Linked DNA regions of Homo sapiens: region 1 is linked to region 2. Evidence: read pairs that join two places in POLR2A ChIA-PET (ENCODE). Cell type or tissue: endothelial cell of umbilical vein. All regions are shown on one strand. Links, peaks and the distances in the headings refer to the core of each region. The heading gives the core; the rest is flanking DNA.

The links. ChIA-PET counts read pairs that join two places held together with the same protein. Peaks named below come from ENCODE experiments on the same cell type or tissue, not always from the same donor. Only the 100,000 strongest peaks of a DNase experiment are listed, where the experiment ranks them.
Region 1: POLR2A ChIA-PET joins it to region 2 with 5 read pairs; 4 of 35 experiments call an interaction of 5 or more read pairs at or near these places.

The regions. Positions count from the first base shown.
Region 1 is chr5:150,461,232-150,472,734 of GRCh38, reverse strand. No RefSeq gene overlaps it. Among named protein-coding and RNA genes, the nearest start is that of RPS14, 17 kb to the right of the region's middle. RefSeq lists enhancers at 7,836-8,561, 11,351-11,503, 11,464-11,503. In endothelial cell of umbilical vein, for the core only: no CTCF peak of the experiment used is centred there; DNase peaks (open chromatin) are centred at 2,904 and 6,594.
Region 2 is chr5:150,682,396-150,693,326 of GRCh38, reverse strand. RBM22 (RNA binding motif protein 22) reads left to right here. Exons shown (of 11, transcript NM_018047.3): 9 at 20-108; 10 at 301-432; 11 at 1,446-2,535. The coding sequence ends at 1,576. Among named protein-coding and RNA genes, the nearest start is that of RBM22, 13 kb to the left of the region's middle. In endothelial cell of umbilical vein, for the core only: no CTCF peak of the experiment used is centred there; no DNase peak of the experiment used is centred there.

The DNA.
Region 1 (11,503 bases), core at 1,633-9,632, 220 kb after region 2:
AGACTGGTGTCAAGGGAGGGCCTGTAGCCTGTAGGACAGTGGCTCGGGTAAGGGGAGAGGCAGGACCCAGCACTCTTGCCTTTGCTGGGAAGGAAGACTCAGGCTTGTCCTGTGAGCCCCCACAGGTGGTGTGGGAACCCACTGAGAGCATGGGAGAAGCTGAGGGAAGCAGGCACCACCCAGCATCGGGAAACTCTCCCTAACCATTCAAAACACCCAGTGGCCTTGTCAGGGGGGAGTTCTCTACCCAGCAAAGGAGAGGGGTAGGCAGAGGCTGGACCACCGCTGCTTACGGTGGGCTAGGAGGATCCCTGCCTTGGGTGGGCAAGGGACCAGGATTCTTCTCAAGTTCTTCCAGGCTGTGAGAGTTAGTGCTAAAATTCAGTCAGCGATGTCATGATCTAGAAATCTGGTTCTAAAATTCTGTCACATTAAAATTCTGAAATGCCACAATTTTTTCCTGATTCTGAGATTTTAAATATGATTCTAATTTTCTTTTTTCTTTTTTTTTTTTTTTGAGACAGAGTCTTGCTCTGTCGCCCAGGCTGGAGAGCAGTGGCGTGATCTCGGCTCACTCCGAGCTCTGCCTCCCGGGTTCACACCATTCTCCTGCCTCAGCCTCCCGAGTAGCTCGGACTACAGGCGCCCGCCACCACGCCCGGCTAATTTTTTGTATTTTTAGCAGAGACGGGGTTTCACCATGTTTGCCAGGATGGTCTCGATCTCCTGACCTTGTGATCCGCCTGCCTCGGCCTCCCAAAGTGCTGGGATTACAGGCTTGAGCCACCACACCTGGCCTAATTTTCTAAAACTGCTTAATTCGTTAGAAATGTTGGCTGGGCACAGTGGCTCACGCCTGTAATCCCAGCACTTTGGGAGGCCGAGGCGGGTGGATCACGAGGTCAGGAGTTCAAGACCAGCCTGGCCAACATGGCCAACATGGCAAAACCCTGTCTCTACTAAAAATATAAAAATTAGCCGAGTGTGGTGGTGGGCGCCTGTAATCCCAGCTACTTGGGAGGCTGAGGCAGGAGAATCACTTGAACCCTTGAGGTAGAGGTTGCAGTGAGCCAAGATCGTACCACTGCACTCCAGCCTGGGCGACAGAGCAAGACTCCGTCTCAAGAAAAAAAAAAAGAAATATAATGCAAGCCACATATGAACAGTCACATTTTCTAGTAACCACATTTTAAAAAGTAAAAAGAAACAAGTGAAATTAAATTTAGACATATATTTTGGCTGGGCAAGGTGGCCTACATCTGTAATCCCAGCACTTTGGGAAGCCGAGGTGAGAAGGTTGCTTGAGTCCAGGTGTTTGAGACCAACCTGGGCAACATAGCAAGACACTGTCTCTACAAAAAATTAATTAAAAAAAATTAGCCCAGCATGGTGTGAGCATTTGTAGTTCCAGTTATTCAGAGCCTGAGGCAGAAGGATCGCATGAGCCCAGGGGTTTGAGGCTGCAGTGAGCTGTGATTGTGTCATTGCATTTCAACCTGGGTGACAGATCAAAACCCTGTCTCTAAAAAAAATAAATACACAAAAAACAAGGGCTGGGTACCTTGGCCCATGCCTGTAATTTCAGCACTTTGGGAGGCCAAGGCAGAAGGATCACTTGAGCCCAGGAGTTTGAAACCAGTCTGGGCAACATAGTGAGGTTATATGTTGATATATAGCCTCATTATTTTAAATAATGACTCCTCTCATTATTTCAAAAAGTAAAGACCAGGTGTGGTGGCTCATGCCTGTAATTCCAGCACTTTGGGAGGCCGAGGCAGGTGGATCACCTGAGGTGATCTGAGGTGGCTGAGTCTGAGACCAGCCTGGTCAACATGATGAAACCCCATCTCTACTAAAAATACAAAAATTAGCCGGGCTTGGTAGCCCTCGCCTGTAATCCAAGCTACTCGGGAGGCTGAGGCAGGAGAATTGCTTGAAACCAGGAGGCGGGGATTGCAGTGAGCCGAGATCACGCCATTGCACTCCAGCCTGGGTGACAAGAGCGAAACTCTGTCTCAAAAATAAATAAAATAAAATAAAAGCCAGCCATGGTGGCTCACGCCTGTAACCCCAGCACTTTGGGAGGCCGAGGCAAGCAGATCACGAGGTCAGGAGTTCAAGACCAGCCTGGCCAACATGGTGAAACCCCGTCTCTACTAAAAATACAAAAAATTAGCCGGGCGTGGTGGCATGCGCCTATAGTCAGGGGGCTGAGGCAGGAGAATGGCTTGAACCCAGGAAGCAGAGGTTGCAGTGAGCTGAGATCACCCCCACTGCACTCAGCCTGGGTGACAGAGCAAGACTCCATCTCAAAAATAAATAGATAAGAAATATATTTTATTTGGTTGGGCACAGTGGGTGGCTAATGCCTATAATCCCAGCACTTTGGGAGGCCAAGGCAGGAGGACCACTTGAGCCCAGGAGTTTGAGACCAGGCTGGGCAACATAGTGAGACATTGTCTCCACAAAAAATAAATAAAATTAGTGGGGTGTGGTGGTGTGTGCTTGCGGTCTCAGCTACTCAGGAGACTGAGGTGGGAGGATTGCTTGAGAACCAGAGGTCAAGGCTACAATAAGCCAAGATTGTGCCACTGCATTCCTGGGCGACAGAGCGAGATCCCATCTCAATAAATAAATACATACATACATACATACATAAAATTTTAAAAATAAGAAATATATTGTATTAAACCAACATACCCAAAATATCATTTTGACATGTAATTAATATAACGAAATGATTAATGAGATGTTTAAATTCTTTCTTTTGTGCTGAGTCTTCCAAATCCACTGTGTATTCTACTTAAAGCACATCTCAACTTGGACTAGTCACATTCTCAGTGCTCTATGACCACATGTGGCTAGCGGCTGCAGTGCTGGACAGCATAGTTTAGAAACCTTAAATCCTATGACTCACTTTTGTAAAATTCTAGGATGCTATGCCTCTGAGATTCTCGAATTCCACAGCATACCAAGGTTCTGAAATGCTATAACTGTGCTTCCACCAGATTAAAATGTTTCATGAACCACATTGTCTTTATTCAGTCTATCGGCGTTGGGCATTTGGGTTGGTTCCATGTCTTTGTTATTGTGAATAGTGCTGCAATAAACATACATGTGCATGTATCTTTAAAATAGAACGATTAAAAGAATTTTTTTTTTTTTTGAGATGGAGTTTCTGTCACCCAGGCTGGAGTGCAATGGTGCTATCTCGGCTCACTGCAACATCCGCTTCCTGGGTTCAAGTGATTCTTCTTCCTCAGCCTCCCGAGTAGCTGAGATTACAGGTGCACACCACCAGGCCTGGCTAATTTTTGTATTTTCATTAGAGACAGGGTTTCACCATGTTGATCAGGCCAGTCTTAAACTCCTGACCTCAGGTGATCCGCCTGCCTCGGCCTCCCAAAGTGCTGGGATTACAGGTGTGAGCCATCGCGCCTGGCCTATAATAGAATCATTTATATTCCTTTGGGTATATGCCCAGTAATGGGATTGCTGGGTCAAACGGTATTTCTGGTTCTAGATCCTTGAGGATGATTCCTGTCTTCCACAATGGTTGAACTAATTTACATTCCCACCAACAGTGTAAAAGCGTTATGAGATCATGTCCTTTGCAGGAACATGGATGAAGCTGGAAGCCATCATCCTCAGCAAACTAATACAGGAACAGAAAACCAAACACCACATGTTCTCACTCATAAGTGCGAGTTGAACAATGAGAATACATGGACCCAGAGAGGGGAAAAACACACACTGGGACCTGTAGGTGGGGTTTGGGAGGTCGGGGGAGGGAGAGCATCAGGACAAATTGCTAATGCATGTGGGGCTTAAAACCTAGGTGACAGGTTGATAGGTGCAGCAAACCACCATGGCACACGTATACCTATGTAACAAAGCAGGTTACATAGGTATACATGTTCTACACATGTATCCCAGAACTTAAAGTAAAAATAAACAAAAAAATTTAAAAATAATAAAATGTTTCATGAGCCCCAAATCTGCATTTGAAGGCTTCTACCCACACATGTTTTGTATGGAAAGAAATCCAGATCCCTGTACAGCCTGAGGGGTGGGGCGGGAGCAAGGAGCCCTCCTTGGCTGCCCCCACCATCTGGCCGGCCTGTGGCATAGGGGATGGGCATGCTCCTTGCAGAACTACCTCTCCTACCATCCCTCCAGCATGGCACCTCTCCATCCATGTGTGCCTGGAAGTGAGGGTCCTGCCTTCCAGTCCTCCTGGGAAGGGGGTGTGCCCCTGCCTCCTTCCCTTGGTTTCTGTCCACTCTGGGGCATCTGGGGGCAGCAGTGGCAGATGGAGCAGGGGAGTCAAAATCCCAGATGGAATCTCCTGAGGATGGAACTGATCTCCATTTGCTGAAGGCTGGATCCCTCAGGAGCCTGGGGAGGGCAGAAGTCAGAGGCCCGCGGTCTGGGGCTTGGAGAGCCAGAAGGGCTCTCTGAGGGCGTGTGATGGCGCCTTTCACAGTGCAGATGGGGAAACTGAGACCCAAGAACAGAAGGGGTTTCCCAAATTAGGCACAAGGTGAATGTCATGCTCTGCCAGAAGGAATGTCCCCTGGGTAGCCACAGGCTTCTCTTCCTACTCCCAAACTCCCTCTCCCATCACCACTTGTGAGGAAGTCGAGGCACAAACCCAGCATGGTGGACGTCAGGGAGGCTGCAGGAGGGCCCCCCCATAGCTATTGTGTCCAGGTGGGTGACTTTTCAGCTTTGGGATATGTCTTCGTGTCTTATGGTTTGGGCTGCTATAACAAAATAGACTGGGTGGTTTTTAAACAACATAAATTATTTCTCACCATTCTATTTTTTTTCTTTTCTTCTGCTTTTGAGACAGAGTCTTGCTCTGTCGCCCAGGCTGGAGTGCAGTGGTGCAATCTCGGCTCACTACAACCTCCACCTCCTGGGTTCAAGCGATTCTTGTGCCTCAGCCTCCCGAGTAGCTGGGATTAAAGGTGTGCATTACCACACCTAGCTAAATTTTTTTTTTTTTTTTTTTTTTTTGAGACGGAGTCTTGATCTGTGGCCCAGGCTGGAATGCAATGGCATGATCTTGGCTCGCTGCAACTTCTGCCTCCCGGGTTCACGCGATTCTCCTGTCTCAGCCTCCTGAGTAGCTGGGATTACAGGCACCCGCCACCATGCCTGGCTAATTTTTGTATTTTTAGTAGAGATGGGGTTTCACCATGTTGGTCAGGCTGGTCTCGAACTCCTGACCTCAAGTGATCTGCCCGCCTCAGCCTCCCAAAGTGCTGGGATTACAAGTGTAAGCCACTGCACCCAGCCTGTTTCTCACCATTCTAAAGGCTGGGAAGTCTGAGATCAAGGCTATGGCAGATTCAGTGTCTGGTGAGGGCTGGCTTCCCCATTTGTAGATGGCACCCTCTCACTGCATCCTCACATGGTGGAAGGGGTGAATGAGTTCCCTTGGGCCTATTCTATACGAGCACTAATCCCACTTATGAGGGCTCTGCCCTTGTGACCTAATCACCTCCCAAAGACCTCACCTTTTAGTATCATCACCTTGGGAGTTAGGATTTTAACATGGATTTAGGAGGCACACAAACATTCACACCATAGCAGGATGCTCATGTCAGGCTCAGAAACCTCCTGGTTAGAACCTTGCCCCAGGCTCACCCTTGACCCGGAACCATGGGTCCTGCAGAGGGTCTGGGGAATGGGTACTTGGCCACAGGCAGCAGCCTGGGTGAGATGTGATGAAGGCGGAGCTAAGTGCTGAGGGTCTCAATCAAAAATAATCAGCTTCCTTCTACATCTGCTCTGCTCTCCAGCTCTGGATTCCACTCCAAAGCCCTTTTGTAGCCACAGTCCCATTTGAACCTCACAAGCACCCAGGAGGAAAAGAAGGCAGGAGGACTTGACATCAGCACGTAAACTCCCAGCCAGAGGGCCAGTGTGAGAACTTCGCTACTGTTCCTCAACTCCATGCCATGCCTCTTCCTTTTTTTCTTTTTTTTTAGACACGGTCTTACTCTGCCACCTAGACTGGAGTACAGTGGTGCCATCATAGCTCACTGCAGCCTCGACCTCCTGCGCTCAAGCAATCCTCCCACCTCAGCCTCCCAAGTAATTGAGACTATAGACATAAGCCACCATACCCAGCAATTTTTGAAAATTTTTGTAGAGACAGGGTCTCACTATGTTGCCCAGGCTGGTCTTGAACTCCTGGGCTTCAGCAATGCTCCTATCTCAGCCTTCCAAAGTGTTGGGATTATAGACATGAACCACCATGCCTGGCCTATTCCCATTTTTACAGATGGGGAAACTGAGGCCCAGAGAGGGGCTATGACTTGTCCCAGGCTACAGAGCCAGAGGGAGGCCAAGTCTAAACTCCTGAGAGTCATAGGCATCACCTATTGAGGAAGCCCCCCACCTTGCTGCACTCCCAGGCACCCAGACCCTCGGCAGCCGAAGAGACAAACATCAGAGGTCACTGACAGCCACATTTTCCACGGGATGCTTCCAGGCTGGGTTTCCCCTCGGAGGAAGGCCCCAAGGTTGTTCCGCATGGTTAGGAGAACTGGGAAGGAAATGACAGAGATCCTGCCACAGTGGGCAACAGAAAACAACCTGGCCTTTGGCCTCTAGGGATCTGGCTCCGCCAAAGTCTGGTTTGGGGAGGGAGATGGGAGGCACAGCAGGAAGGCAGGCCTGGAATCTAGATTTGAAAAAGCACAAGCTTTGGAGTGAGATGGCCTGGATTCAAGTCTCTAGGGCTGCTACTGAGTGGCTATGTGGCCCCGTGTCCGTGGCTCCACCTGGGCTCCCTCCTCTACCTGGGCAATGCCCATTTCTGGTAAGAATCTGAGTGTGTATAAGCTAAGCCTATTGTTGCTGAATAAATGCTAGTTCTCACTCAAATGCCCCTCTGGGAAGCAATCAGGCCCTAGGGCCCCCCATCTGCCACTCTTTGCTGCCATAAATATGCTCCATAAATATTTATTGAATAAACAAATGAATAAATGAATGCTGCCTGCCCAAAATATAAGGGAAGGCTTTGAACCCATCTATCAGGAGACACAGCAGACTCTGACAGAACTTGCTGGGTGGCCTCATTTTTACAAGAATATATAATAATAACTAACCTTTCTAAAGCACTCACTACCTATCAGGCTTTGCTGGGAACTGCAGAGCACTCGGTTTTCCCAGCAGCACTATCAGGAGCTATGACTATTATCCCCGGGCTCCAGATTAGGAACACTGAGGCATGGAGAGGCCACAGAACCCTGAGGTCACACTGCTAGTTGGTGGCAGAGCCTAGACTTGGACTCAAGCAGCCTGACCCCAGAGCCCCTGTTCCTTGCTCTGGGATGGCTCCTGGGGCTTTTATTTTATTTTTATTTTTATTCTATTTAAGATGGAGTCTTGCCCTGTTGCCAAGGCTGGAGTGCAGTGGCATGATCTCGGCTCACTGCAACCTCCGCCTCCTGGGTTCAAGCGATTCTCCTGCCTCAGCCCCCCGAGTAGCTTGGATTACAGGCACCCATCACCACGGCTGGCTAATTTTTGTAATTTTTAGTAAAGACAGGGTTTCACCATGTTGGCCAGGCTGGTCTTGAACTCTTGACCTCAAGAGATTCACCAGCCTTGGCCTCCCAAAGTGCCGGGATTACAGGCGTGAGCCACCGCACCCAGCTCTGGGGGTTTTTAGCCTCCCCTTCCCGGCTTCCCGCTTTCTCGGCCAAGGACTCCTATGGGGTGAGACTCCCTTTCTCAGGTTGGTGCTGCTTAGGGCTTCCCAGCGGTCTTAGAGGCTCCTGCAAATCAGCCTTGGGGAGCGTATGTGGGAGATGAAGTGGGGGCTCTGCCCAGCCCGAGACTGTTGCTCAGGTCCTTTTTCAGAGACTAATTCTCTGCAGCTTTCTGGTTGCTTCCTGCCTCAGAGTGAGGCAGGAAGCAAGGCCAACAGGGATTTTGGCTCCAGCTCCTTTGTCCTCACTCAGCTCATCCTCCCCCTCCCCTACTCCAACTTCTGGATCAGCCTCTTTTTTGCCTAACCAGGGACCTTGAACTTAATGTTCACTCCCAGGCCGACTTCCCAGTGTGAGAGCAGCAACTCAGGGCTGGGAATCCAGAGACTGCCAAGAACTGAAGGGTGCTTTTCCTTCCGGGCGGGCAGATTTGGAGAAAGCCTGCCCTGAGATGGGAGAGATAGGGGTGGGTCTGGAATGTGCAAGCGGCCCACACCTGCACATCAATTTACAAAGAAGCTCCACGGTGATCCAGTGATCCTGTTGGTTCATCCCCAACCACCCCGGTTAGAGATGGGTTAGCTTGTTATCATCCCAATTGAACAGAAGAGGAAACAGGCTCAGGGGGATTTAGTGACCTGTTCATGACTATGTAGACATTTAGGGGCAAAAGCAAATGTTTACCCAATTCTGCAAAGATTGTATAATAATACTTTTTTTTTTTGTGGAGTCTTGCACTATTGCCCAGGCTGGAGTGCAGTGGCGCGATCTCGACTAATCCTGCCGCCACGCCTGGCTAATTTTTGTATTTTTAGTAGAGACGGGGTTTCATCATGTTGGCCAGGCTGGTCTCGAACTCCTGACCTCAGGTGATTCACCCGCCTCGGCCTCCCAAAGTGCTGGGATTACAAGTGTGAGCCACTGTGCCCAGCCATAATACTATTATTATTGCAAATATTTTCTAAGTTCTGACTGTGCCAAAAGCTTTCCTCTTATTACCTCGTTTAATCCTCTCAACAACTCTAAGAAGTAGTGATCCCTATTTTACAGATGAGGGAACTAACTGAGGCTCAGAGAAGCAAATCACCTGCATAAAGTACACTTAGTCACATCCACTAATCAGAATGTGAAAGCCAGATTTGAACTCAAGTTTGTCTGGCTCTAAAGTCTGAGGCTTCACAGGCAAGATTCTACCTCGGGTGGAGGAGTTATTGTTTGCCAATGCAGGGGGTGGGGTAAGCCTGACTTTACCCACCTTTTCATGATGCTGCTTCAGACCTGGTGCACACAGCCCTGGGAACCCTGCAGGCAGTGGGCCCGGAAGAATCTAACAGATACTGCAGAATTTGGGGGCACTCTGGGGCCATGTCTGAATGTGACCCCTCTCTGCACAGCAGCAGCCCCTGGTCTAGGCAAAGGTGGCCCTCTGACAGCCTCACAGATGAACTCTGCAAAAGCAGATTCATTCATTCACTCAACACCAGCCAAGAAGCCTTCACATCTCTACTCACAGACACCCAGTTATTTTGCCAACCTCCCAACCACGGCGAGCTACATAATTTGCAGGGCCCAAGTGCAAAATAAAAATGCAGAAGCCTTTGTTCAACCACTATTAAGAATTTCAGGGCCTGGTGCAGTGGCTCACACCTGTAATCCCAGCACTTTGGGAGGCCAAGGCAGGCAGATCACCTGAGGTCTGGAGTTCAAGACCAGCCTGGCCAACATACTGAAACTCCATCTCTACTAAAAATACAAAACTTAGCTGGGCATGGTGGTATGGGCCTGCAGTCCCAGCTACTCAGAAGCCTGAAGCAGGAGAATCGCTCAAACCTGGGAGGCGGAGGTTGCAGTGAGCAGAGAAAACGCCACTGCACTCACCAGCCTGGGAGACACAGCGAGACTCCGTCTCAAAAAAAAAAAAAAAAAAAAAAAAAAGAATTTCAGGACAGCAACCACAGTGCATTAACCAAGCATGGGCCCTGTGCAACTGTAGAGGTCACAGGCTCGTGGTGCCAGCCCTGTCCCCACCTCATCTCCCTTCTCCCTCTGGTTCTCCTCCTTACTCCTGGCCACTTTATCCTCCTTTCACATCCTCATGCTAAGCTCAGGGCTTTTGCAAAGACTGTTCTTCCTGTCAGGAACCCTTTCCCAATCTTCCCTCATAACTTAGTCCTTATGATTCAGGTCTCTGCTGAAATGTCACCTCCCTGGTGCCCCAGCCTAAAGTAGCCACCCACATAGCTCTCCATCCTGTCTGCAATTTATTCCCTTTATAGTCTGCACCACACTCTGTGACCTTATGTCTATCTGTTAGTTTACTGTTTACTGTCCATCTTCCCTGCTAGGATGTTGACTTGGGCAGGCATGGCCCACATCTGTCCTATTCAGCGCCGAATCCTCAGCGCCCAACCCAGTGCTTGGCTCACAGTATGTGTTCAATAATTATTTGTGGCCAGGTGTGGTGGCTCACACCTGTAATCCTAGCACTTTGGGAGGCCGAGGTGGGTGGATCATTTGAGGTCAGGAGTTCGAGACCAGCCTGGCCAACATGGTGAAACCCCGCCTCTAATAAAAATACAAAAATTAGCCAGTAGTGGCAGGCGCCTGCAGTCCCAGCTACTCGGGAGGCTGAAGCAGGAGAATCGCTTGAACCTGGGAGTTGGAGGTTGCAGTGAGCCAAGATTGCACCACTGGACTCCAGCCTAGGGGGTAGAGAGAGACTCTGTCTCAAAAAAATAAATAAAATAATAATAATTATTATTTATAAAACAATGAATGACTGAATGAATGAATGAATGGACACCAACATCCTAACAACATTCTCTCACCCTTATGTCTCTCCCTCAGCAACCCAGATGAACACAGGTGTTCCCCGAATGTCCTGGTACCTAAGACACCCCAATAGACAGCAAGGGAACCGAGAGAGGCAGGCAGATCCCAAGGCCTTGAAACAAGGACAGATGGAAGTGGCAAGGCCTAGAGAAGAGGAGAAAAGAAAGAAGGGTCGGGCCCAGTGGCTCACGCCTGTAATCCCAGCACTTTGGGAAGCTGAGGCAGGAGGATTGCTTGAGCCCAGGAGTTCAAGATCAGCCTGGGCAACATGGTGAAACCACATCTCTACAAATTAAAAAAGAGAAAAATAAAAAAGGAGGAGGGAGAGAGGAAGGAAAAAGGAGCCCACAGGAAGGAGAGAAGAGGTAGACAAAGAGGGGAGAACTTGTTGAGCGTGGTGATAATCCCATTTCTTCTCCTTATTAGTGAAACTAATAATTACTATTAATACCTGGCCCCTCCCTGGCCCTTTCATCCAGGTGGGTGGGGAGGTTTTGAAGATGAAAGTCTGGGGGGCCTCTCTAGATGCAGGTTTCGGGGATTCACAACTACTAATTAAGCTTGGCAGCCCCTCTAGTTCCCTCCCCCACCCCCGGGGATGCTGCACCAGCAGACTCAATGCCTTTCCAGGTGGGACACAGCAGGGAGCTGCTCCCTGGGCTGGGCCTCCTCCTGAGAGGTGTTGAGTAGCTGCAGTTGTGGGGGATGGGGCTGTCAGGCAAGACAGTCATGAGGAGGTGCCGGAAAGAGGAACCTCACACCAGGTGGCTGAGACTCAGGAGCCCTGCCCCCAGCTGAAATTACAGCCCCATCCCTGAGGCTGCCCCTCATCCCACCCCAGGGTCTGTGTGTCTCTGGACCCTGCCAGATGGTAGTGGGGGAATGGTGCCAAAGGGAGAGGAGGCTCCAACCAGACAAAGAGACAGAGCCAGCATATCCAG
Region 2 (10,931 bases), core at 2,932-10,931:
ATGCATGTGTGTTTCCCAGATCCCAGGCAGCCAGAGGAAAAGAAAAAGAGAAAGATGGAACTACAGACTCTGGGATCAAACTAGAACCTGTTCCAGGATTGCCAGGAGGTGAGTGCAGACTCCCTGCTGACTTCAGAAGCTCTTTCTGCCCTGATGTTCCTATTTTGGAAGATGGGACCCAGGTCTGGTTCATGTTGCCGCTCTACTCTCCCAGTAGGACCTCTGAGAATGTAAAGGTGGTAGAAACAGCGTTGCACAATTGTTCTCCCCTCTATGTGTTGACTATTTTCTCTCCTCCAGCTCTTCCTCCTCCTCCTGCAGCAGAAGAAGAAGCCTCTGCCAACTACTTCAACTTGCCCCCAAGTGGTCCTCCAGCTGTGGTGAACATTGCTCTGCCACCGCCCCCTGGCATTGCTCCACCCCCACCCCCAGGTAACTTCCATCTTCCTTCTTAGCCCAGAGAAATCCTTGTGAAAGTTCTGTCTCATAAACCTCACCATCATGTTCAACACATCCAAATCCTGTGAGTTTGCTCTGTAGAAGTCTACCAGTAAAGTTGATCTGTTGGGATTTCTGAAATTTTTCTTTCTCCTGCTCTGCCGAGGAGAAGAAAGGGGCCAGTTTTCTAAAGATCCGCGTATATGTGTCAGCAGAGTAAGATTATTAGATTACAAAGATCTATCACCAATTTGTTCCCTTTTCTAAACTAAATGCTAATGGATGCCCTAGAGCACTATTGCCCAGTGTGGGCTGTGAGCGGGTGTCATTTTACAAAGTGTTTATCACCTGTCTGCCACAAGATCAGGAGCTTGTGCCAAAATGTAATCAGTGAACCCCTTCCTTCATTGAGAAAGTCTTGTTACCAAAAAAACTGTCAGATGAACTAAACTGTGCCTGGTCGTATAATTTACATTTTGACTCAAGCTCTTTGTCTTGAGTGGCCAGAAATAGGTGGAGGACTGGCACTTCGTATAGCACTGCTGTAGACAGTGTTAACAGTGGAAGGAAATCACAGGTAGCCAGTTCTCCTGTGGCAGAGAGCCCATACTCTGAAGAGAATCTGGTTTCTGAGCACCCTCCATTCTGGTGTCAAGCATTGAGGTTAATGATGACACAGTCTTTGCCATCAGCCTGATTTCTTTCTTATCTCCCAAATCCTGACTGAATCCTGTCTGGTAGGATTTGGCATGTTGGATACATAGCAGAGACTCAGATGACATACTAGGCGATACCTTGAGTGCTGTGGAGTTTTTTGGACTGTGGGGGAAAGGTTTCTAAAACCAAGGAAATAACAAGTGGAAGTAAGTTTGTGAACTGACATTTGCTTAAGCCCCGTGTCAACCTTGATTTATGTGTAGGTGGTTTTAACCTTAGCAAGATTGAGAGGTTTGAAAGGTTATCAAGGAAACTACCAGCCTAACACATTTGTTCTCTCGTATCTGCAGGTTTTGGGCCACACATGTTCCACCCAATGGGACCACCCCCTCCTTTCATGCGGGCTCCAGGACCAATCCACTATCCTTCTCAGGACCCTCAGAGGATGGGAGCTCATGCTGGAAAACACAGCAGCCCCTAGCACCTTGTCACCACTCTGGGGCTCTGTGGAAGAAAGGGCACTTAAAACTCCCAGTAAATCTTGGAATAAATATATTTTTCCTTCCCTTGTAGTTTCCATGGTAGCTGAATGTGCTCAGATGTGAGCAGTCAGAGACTGACAGCCATGCTTTCCTATACTTGTTCAAAGGATCGATGGACCGTAAATAAGCTGCCATTAACACATCTGGTTACTGCTGTAACATGACTAATAAAACCGAACGCCTGTTCCCCTTACCCGTGTGGGGGACACGCAGATGAGTGAATTGGAATGTCCAGCAGAGTTACCCTCCCAATTATATGTTCATTTTGTATATTTTTTGGTCGGGGGAAAAATTGACCTGCAGTAAAAAAACCTTTGACCATTTTTATGTCCATTGGATACTTTCCTTTTTATCATCTTAAAAAAAGATAACTAGTACTAATCATTGTAGTGGCCTAAGTGTGATTTAACTCTTGAAGTCACACCCTCCGAAAGATGAGTAGAAACCAGCACCAGCACAGCCCAGATCTTCTCTTTCCTCTCCTTTTCCTCATTTATTCCTAAAGGAATCTGACCATTTTACGTCTCTACGGCCCAAAAAAAGACAAAAATAAAAATTCCTTTTTATTCCTGTCAACTGGATGGAAACACAAATTTCATGGAGCTGTGTACCATCGAAGAAACCTGGTGTCTGGCATGAAATTACTGTAAAGAACTTCCTGTAAAACACGTTCTTTAACAAACTGAAATGAAAAGCATTGGAGCGTCTGAATGAAAGACGTGACCTCCTGCTGGGACTCTGATGGTCTTCAGCATTCACCTTCGTGTGTCTTCAGTGTCTCATTGTCATCCCTGCTTCTGTTTGGTCTTAGAGTGTTTGGATATAACTGAATTGTAGATGGTAAAGGAAATTTGATGTGTTTTTTGTTTTTAAATAATTAAAACGGGTCAATTTTTCACATGTTGTCATGGGTTTATTTCTAGATTCCTCTTTATCCTTTGGTAGCTGAACTCGAGGTCAGTGGAAGTTATTTAATAGAAATGAGTTATATATTGTAAATTTTTTAAATGTTGCTTTAGACTTTTGATTATATCCATTCCGTGATGATTTACTTATTTTTTTTTAACCTCAGCCTATTCTTAGGTTGATTCCATGATGATTTAAAAGGCTCAGACCTCTTTAGTATTTATCTCAAAGGGTGATTGTGAGGTTGAAATAAGATAGTGCACAGAAACACTTAGCACAGAGCCTGGTGTAGGGTAGTTGATAAAGGGTAACTTTAAGAAGTCACCCAGCTGGGTGCATGCCGATAGTGCCAGCTACTTAAGAGGCTGAGGTGGGAGGATTGCTTGAGGCCAGCAGTTCAAGGCCAGCCTGGGCAACATGGTGAGATCCTGTCTCTAAAAAATAAAATGTAATAGGTCATCCTTAGGCAAGTCATTTTAAAAGGAAACATTTATTATAAATCCATTTTTCCTGAAGCCAAATTTTTTTTTTTTTTTTGAGATGGAGTCTCACTCTGTCACTAGGCTGGAGTGCAGTGGCACGATCTTGGCTCACTGCAACCTCTGCCTCCTGGCTTCAAGCAATTCTCGTGCCTCAGCCTCCTGAGTAGCTGGGATTACAGGCATGCACCACCACACCTAGCTAATGTTTATATTTTTAGTAGAGATGGGGTTTCGCCATGTTGGCCAGGCTGGTCTTGATCTCCTGATCTCATGATCCGCCCACCTTGGCCTCCCAAAGTGCTGGGATTACAGGAGTGAGCCACCGCGCCCGGCCATTTCCTGAAGCAAATTTTATGCTACTTTTATCTAAAATGTTTACTTCCAAGAAGGACATGCCCCATATGGCACCCTGTTTTAGATTTGCAGAATTTTTTTTCCTAGAGAACTTAAATTGCCTTTTTTAAAGATTTAAAAATCTATACTTAGAAATTTTCATTTTATTGCTAGTAATGTCAAATGTGAAGCAATGTACGATACTTCCAAGTATCTTTGTATCCTTTTGGGTCTTTTTTGCCTGCTTTTGAGCATGTAAAGGATTTTTAGCCAATTTGTAAATGAGATGTGAATCTTATGGATAGCATTTTAATAACTGCTAGATTCAACGATTTACATCTCCACATACACATACATACATACATATATGCCTATCCAATTGTGTATTGTAACCTTGCTTTCTTGGGGAGGAGGAGATTCTAATTTTTGTGTAGTTTGGTTATGGATCTTTTTTAAAAAACCAGTATAAAGGGAAGTATAGAATAGATATTCATAAATAAACCAGAATTATGAGCAATTATATCTTGGCAAAAACTCTTGCTTGCCAAATTCCATTGCCTAGGGCACACAGCTGGGTACACTTGGTGAAAAGCAACTTTTGCCGTTCCCAGGCTTGGCCTGTAAAACCCTCACCCAGTCCTATGTGCTTTCTCCATCTGGCTGAATGCACAGAATGGTCTCTAGAAGATAGCAGAGTCACACAGTGGAGCCTGGGTTCCTCCATCACCACTTAGAAGACAATATTGCTATATGAGAAATTGTTGTTGTATTAAGGCATTGAGACTTGGGGATTTATCTGTTACAGCAGCTAGTGTTACTCTAATAAAAATATAGATGTCCTCACATCTAATAATAAAAAGGCACTTGTTTATATAGTAGGTTTACACTGAGTGATGGTGTTTTCCTCTTTTTTTGAAAAATAGGAGTCTCACTACATTGCCCACGCTGGTCTCAAACTTCTGGGCTGAAGCGATCCTCCCGCCTTGGCCTTCCCTTTGTTGGGATTGCAGGCATGAGCCACCGTGTCCAGGCAAGTAATGGTGTTTTAAACAGACTCTGGAGCCAGACTACCTGAGTTCAAATCTCAACTTCAGCTCCTCCCAGCTATATAACCTGGTGTGTACTTAATCTCTCTCTAGTTGTCATAAGGCCTCATCTCTTAACCCTTTTTGCTGCCTGTAATATTTTGAGCTTCTTCTCCCATGGAAAAAGCTCAGAAGGTAAAGCATTATGACAACTGGACTAAGGCAGTGACAGCCCATGGGGCAAAGAGTGAGATATAACAGATGTTCTGGAAGCCAAATCAGTGAGCCACTGTGACCTGAAATAAATGGAGGTGAAAAGAGAGGAGTCTAGGGTAACCCCTAACCTCCCACCTCAGGTCTCTGGGTTGGTCAACTGGGTAGAAAGATGTCTTTTCCTGAAATAGAGAATGCTGGAAGAAGAAGGCGAGATTGGGAAGTAGGGGTAGGAAAATATGAATCCCCTGTGGGATCTGGTGAGTTTAAGATATCTGTAAGGCCAATGGAAATTCCCAACCCAAGGGGAATGGAGCTTAAGGGAGATTAAGATTTGGATGGGCAGTGAAGTAGTGGCAGCTGAAGCCCTGGCTGTGGAGTGCAATTCTCCAGGGTCGGCAGGTAGAGCAATTTTTAAACTTCAGTGAGTCTAAGTTCCTGGATTTTTATGAGGTAAAGACTACCCTTTGAGAAATAGTAGTATAGGATGAGATCACTTCTTTTTTTTTTTTTTTTTTTTTTTTGAGACAGAGTCTTGCTCTGTCGCCTAGGCTGGAGTGCAGTGGTGCGATCTCAGCTCACCACAACTTCCACCTCCCGGGATGAAGCAATTCTCCTGCCTCAGCCTCCTGAGCAGCTAGGATTACAGGCACACACCACCATGCCCAGCTAATTTTTGTCTTTTTTTTTAGTAGAGACGGGGTTTCACCATGTTGGCCAGGCTGGTCTTGAATGCCTGACCTTGTGATCCACCCATCTCGGCCTCCCAAAGTGCTGGGATTACAGGTGTGAGCCACCGCACCCAGCCAAGATCACTTCTAAGATTAGAAAATGTTACTCTTCTCAGAGATTCTGTAGTCTTTTTTTTTTTTTTTGCCCCTAACATTTTACTGTAAAAATTTTCTGATGTACAGAAAAGTTAGAATAATTTTACTGTGAACCACCGTATACCCACCAACTGATTCTACAATTAACACTTTGCCATATTGGCTTTATCACATATCTATCCATTTCTTTATGCATCCATCAATCTTTTTTTTTTGGAGATAGAATCTCACTCTGTCACTCAGGCTGGAGTGCAGTGGTGCTATCTTGGCTCACTGCAACCTCCGCCTCCCAGGTTCAAGCAGTTCTCCTGCCTCTGCCTCCTGAGTAGCTGGAATTACAGGCGTGTGCTACCACACCCGGCTAATTTTTGTATTTTTTTACAATACAAATTTTGTATTTTTTACAATACGGGGTTTCACCATATTGGCCAGGCTGGTCTCAAACCCCTGACCTCAAGAGATCTGCTCACCTCAGCTTCTGAATGCGCTGAGATTATAGGCATGAGTCACCGTGCCCAGCCCCATCAGTCTGTTTTTATGCATTTCAGAGTAAACTGAAGACATCAACAGACTTCACCTTTAAACATTTCAGCATTTATATACAGATGCTTCTCAATTTATGGTAGAGTTATATCCCGATAAGTTGAAAATATCATTAAGTGAAAAATGTATTTAATACACCTACTGAACATCACAGCTTAGCTTAGCCTATTGAGCAAAATCACCTAACACAAAGCCTATTTTATAATAAAGTGTGGAATATCTCATGTAATTTATTGACTAGTCTCCTGAAAGTGAAAAACAGAATGGTTGTATTGCTTTCACAACATCCTAGAGTTGAAAAATCATAAATTGAACCATCCTAAGTTGGGGTCCATGTTTAATTAACTAGAGTTCAATTCTTTTTTCCATCTGTCCGGATGAAAGAGTTCAATATTTTTTGTGGATTTTTAAGGTCAAAGTTACATAGACTAAAATGCATGAGTATGTCATTCAAGAGTTTTGACAAATGTATACATCCATGTGACTCAAACCCCTGTCAAGATATAGGACATTACCATCACTCCAGAAAATTTCCTCCTGCTCTTCCTAGCCAATACCCACTCCCACCAATCTCCAGAGGCATCTACTATTCTGATTTTTATTACCACAGATTAGTTTTGCTTCCTTTAGAACTTCATATAAATAGAATCACGCAGTGTGAACTCTTTTATATTTGGCTTCTTTCTAGCAGGATGTGTTTGAGAATCATCCATAATGTTGTATACAGTTCCTATTTATTGCAGGATAGAATTCTACTGTATGACTATGCCATCACTTATCCATCCTCCCATTGATGGACACCAAGGCTGTTTCCAGTTTGTTTGGGTTTTCTTTTGCTACTGAAAAGCTACTATGAATATTCTTGTACAAATTGTTTGTGAATATATGTTTTCATTTCTCTTGAATAAATACTTAAGGCCGGGCGCAGTGGCTCACTCCTGTAATCCCAGCACTTAGGGAGGCCGAGGTGGGTGGATCACCTGATGTCAGGAGTTCGAGACCAGCCTGGGCAACATGGTGAAACCCCATCTCTACTAAAAATACAAAAATTAGCCGAGCGTGGTGGCAGGTGCCTGTAATTCCAGCTACTCGGGAGGCTGAGGGAGGAGAATCACTTGAACCTGGGAGGCGGAGGTTGCGGTGAGCCGAGATGGCGTTACTGCACTCCAGCCTTGGTGACAGATCAAAGCTCTGTCTCAAAAAAATAAAAAATACATAAATACTTAGGAGCAGAATTACTAAACATGTCTGGTTTTAAAAAGAACTGTCAGACTTTTTCCCTTTACATTCCTACCACAATGTAGGAGAGTTCCAGTTGCTCCACAGTGTTGCCACCCTTTGATGTAAATGGTTTTCTGAATTTTAGCCATTCTGGTGGATGTGTAATGGTATTTAATTGCGGTTTTATTTTGCATTCCCATTGTGACAAATAAGTTGGACACCTTTTCAACTACTTATGGCCATTTACATATCTTTTTTTTTTTAACATTGAGAAACTTAAGGATGAAAAATCTGTTTTTATTTTTATTTTTAGAAATGGGGTCTTACTTTGTCACCCAGGCCGGAGTGCAGTGGTGTGATCATAGCTCACTGCAGCCTTGAACTCCTGGCCTCAAGTGATCCTCCCACCTCAGCCTTCCAAAGTGCTGGGATTACAGGTGTGAGTCACTGCGCCCAGCCTATATTTCTTCTTTTGTGACATGTCTGTCCAAATATTTTGGTCATTTCTATTGGGTGTCTTTTTTTGTATTAACTAGTTATAGAAGGTATACATCTTAGGTATTAGTCCTTTGTCAGAGACATGTTTGCAAATACTCTCTCCCAGTCTGTGGCCTGCCTATTGACTTTCTTTCTTTCTTTCTTTCTTTCTTTTTTTTTTTTTGAGATACAGTCTCTCTCTGTCGTCCAGGCTGGAGTGCAGTGGCATGATCTTGGTTCACTGCAACCTCCACATCCCAGGTTAAGCGATTCTCCTGCCTCAGTCTGCTGAGTAGCTGGGACTACAGGCACGTGCCACCACACCTGGCTAATTTTTGTGTTTTTAGTAGAGATGGGGTTTCACCATGTTAGCCAGGCTGGTCTCGAACTCCTAACCTCAGGTGATCCGCCCACCTCAGCCTCCCAAAGTGTTGGGATTACAGGTGTGAGCCACCACGCCCAGCTTTATTCACTTTCCTAGTGATTTTTTTTGATGAGCAGAAGCTTTTTGTTTTAATCAAATCTAACTTAGTATCTCATATACCAAATCTGTATTAGTTTGCTAGGGCTACCATAACAAAGTACTAAAAACTGGCTTAAACAACAGGAATTTATTATCTTACAGTTCTGGAGACTAGGCCTCCAGGATTAAGGTGTTAGCAGGTTTATTCCTTCTGAGGCTGTGAGAGAATCTGTTCCATGCCTGTCTCCTAGGTTCTAGTGGTTTGCTGGCAATCTTTAGCATTCCTTGACTTGCAGGCACATCACTCTGCCTTCATCTTTCCTCGTTGTTCTCCCAATGTGCATGCCTCTGTGTCCAAATTTCCTCTAGTTATAAGGGCACCAGTCATATGGATAGGGCCCACCCTAATGATGTAATTTATTGTTTGTTTAAAACATTTTCCTTTTCTAGGGCTCTTGCATTTCCATATAAATTTTTAAAATCAGCCTGCCAATTTCTACAAAAACATAAGCCTATGATTGGGATTGTGTTGAAAATAGGTCCATTTGAGAAGAACTGACATCTTACAAATATTGAGTTTTCCAATCTATGAGCACAATATATGTCTCCATTTAACTATCTTCTTTAATTTCAGCAATGTTTTAAGGCTTTGGTGTACAAGTCTTACACAACTTTGTTACATTTATTACTAAGAATTGTGTGATTTGTTGCTATTTTTAAAAAAATGTCTTTTCCAATTGTTGCAGTTAATATAGAAATAACAGTTGGGTTTTGTGTCTCAACCCTGTATCCTGTGACCTTGCTAAATTCACTCAGTACTTCTAGGAATTATTTTGTAGATGTCTGCAATGATCTATGTAAACAATAATTTCACCTGTGAACAGAGACCGTTTCATTTATTTATTTCCAATCTTTATGCCTATTTCTTTTTCTTGCCTAACTGAACTGGCTAGGACCATGAGTACTACATTAAATAGAAGTGATAAGAGAAGACATCTTTGTCTTATTCCCAAGCTTGTGGGAAATGCATGCAGTATTTCCCCGTTAGGTATGTAATTAGCTGATTTTTTGGAGCTAACTTTGATCAAACTGAAGGAGTTGGCTTCTAAATTTTTAAAGAATTTTCACCATAAATTGGTGTTGAATTTCATTAATGCTTTTCCTGCACCAAAAATGTTAAACCAAGATTGCATTCCTGGGGTAAACCTAACTTAGTCATGATGTATTACATATATTTATTTATAAATTATATATACAGATATATTTATAAATATGTGTGTGTGTATATACATATACATATATACATATACAAACACACACATATGTATCTTGGGTTTTATGTCTATATTCATGAGGAATAGTGGTCTTTTCTGTAATATTTTTGTCGGGTTTCTTCCGGCATTATAAAATTTGTTTGGAAATGTTTCTTCCTCTATATTTTGAAAGCATTTGTATAACAATGCTTTTTTTGTTTTTTTCTCCTTAAATGTTTGATACAATCCTCTGGTGAAGCCATCAGGTTCTGGTGTTTTCTCTGTGGGATTTGTCTGTCTTGAGTTTCAAAGCTTGTTATTTTGGAATAACTTCAGATTGACAGAAAAGTTCCAAAGACAGTTCTTGTATACTTTTCACCCAGCTTCCCCTCTTGTTAACACCTTACATAGTCATAGTATGTTTTTCTTTTCTTTTCTTTTCTTTTTTTTTTTTTTTTTTTTTTGAGACGGAGTCTCGCTCTGTCGCCCAGGCTGGAGTGCAGTGGCGCAATCTCGGCTCACTGCAAGCTCCGCCTACCGGGTTCACGCCATTCTCCTGCCTCAGCCTCCTGAGTAGCTGGGACTACAGGCGCCCGCCACCACGCCCGGCTGATTTTTTGTATTTTTAGTAGAGACGGGGTTTCACTGTGTTAGCCAGGATGGTCTCAATCTCCTGACCTCGTGATCTGCCCGCCTCGGCCTCCCAAAGTGCTGGGATTACAGGCGTGAGCCACCACGCCCGGCCTCTTCTTTTCTTTTCTTTTTTTTTTTTTTTTTGAGACAAGGTCTTGCTCTGTCGCCCAGGCTGGAATGCAGTGGCACAAACTCAGCTCAATGCAACCTCCGTCTCCCGGGTTTAAGCAATTCTCCTGCCTCAGCTTCTTGAGTAGCTGGGATTACAGGTACATGCCACCATGCCCAGCTAACTTGTGTATATTTTTAATAGAGACGGGGTTTCACCATGTTGGCCAGGCTGTTCTCAAACTCCAGACCTTGTGATCCACCCACCTCGGCCTCCCAAAGTGCTGGGATTATAGGCGTGAGCCACCACGCCCAGCCTAGTATGTTTTTCAAAACTAAGAAATTGGCCAGGCGTGGTGGCTCACACCTATAATCCCAGCACTTTGGGAAGCCGAGGTGGATGGATTGCTTGAGCTCAGGAGTTCAAGACCAGCCTGGGTAACATGGTGAAACCCCAGCTCTAAAAAAATACAAAAATTAGCCAGGTTTGGTGGCATACACCTGTAGTTCCAGCAACTCAGAAGGCTGAGGTGGGAGTATCGCTTGATCCTAGGAGCTGGAGGTTGCAGTGAGCCGAGATTGAGCCATTGCACTCCAGCCTGGGTGACAGAGTAGTGAGACCCTGTCTCAAAACAAAAAATTAAACAAACAAAAAAAACTAAGAAATTAACGTAGGTACCATACTATTAACTAAGTTTTTATTTGGATTTCACCATTTTTTTTTCTGTCCTTTTTTTCTGTTTCAGAATTCAGTCTAGGCTTCCACATGACACTTAGTTGTAATGTCTCCCAGTCTCCTCCAATCTGTGA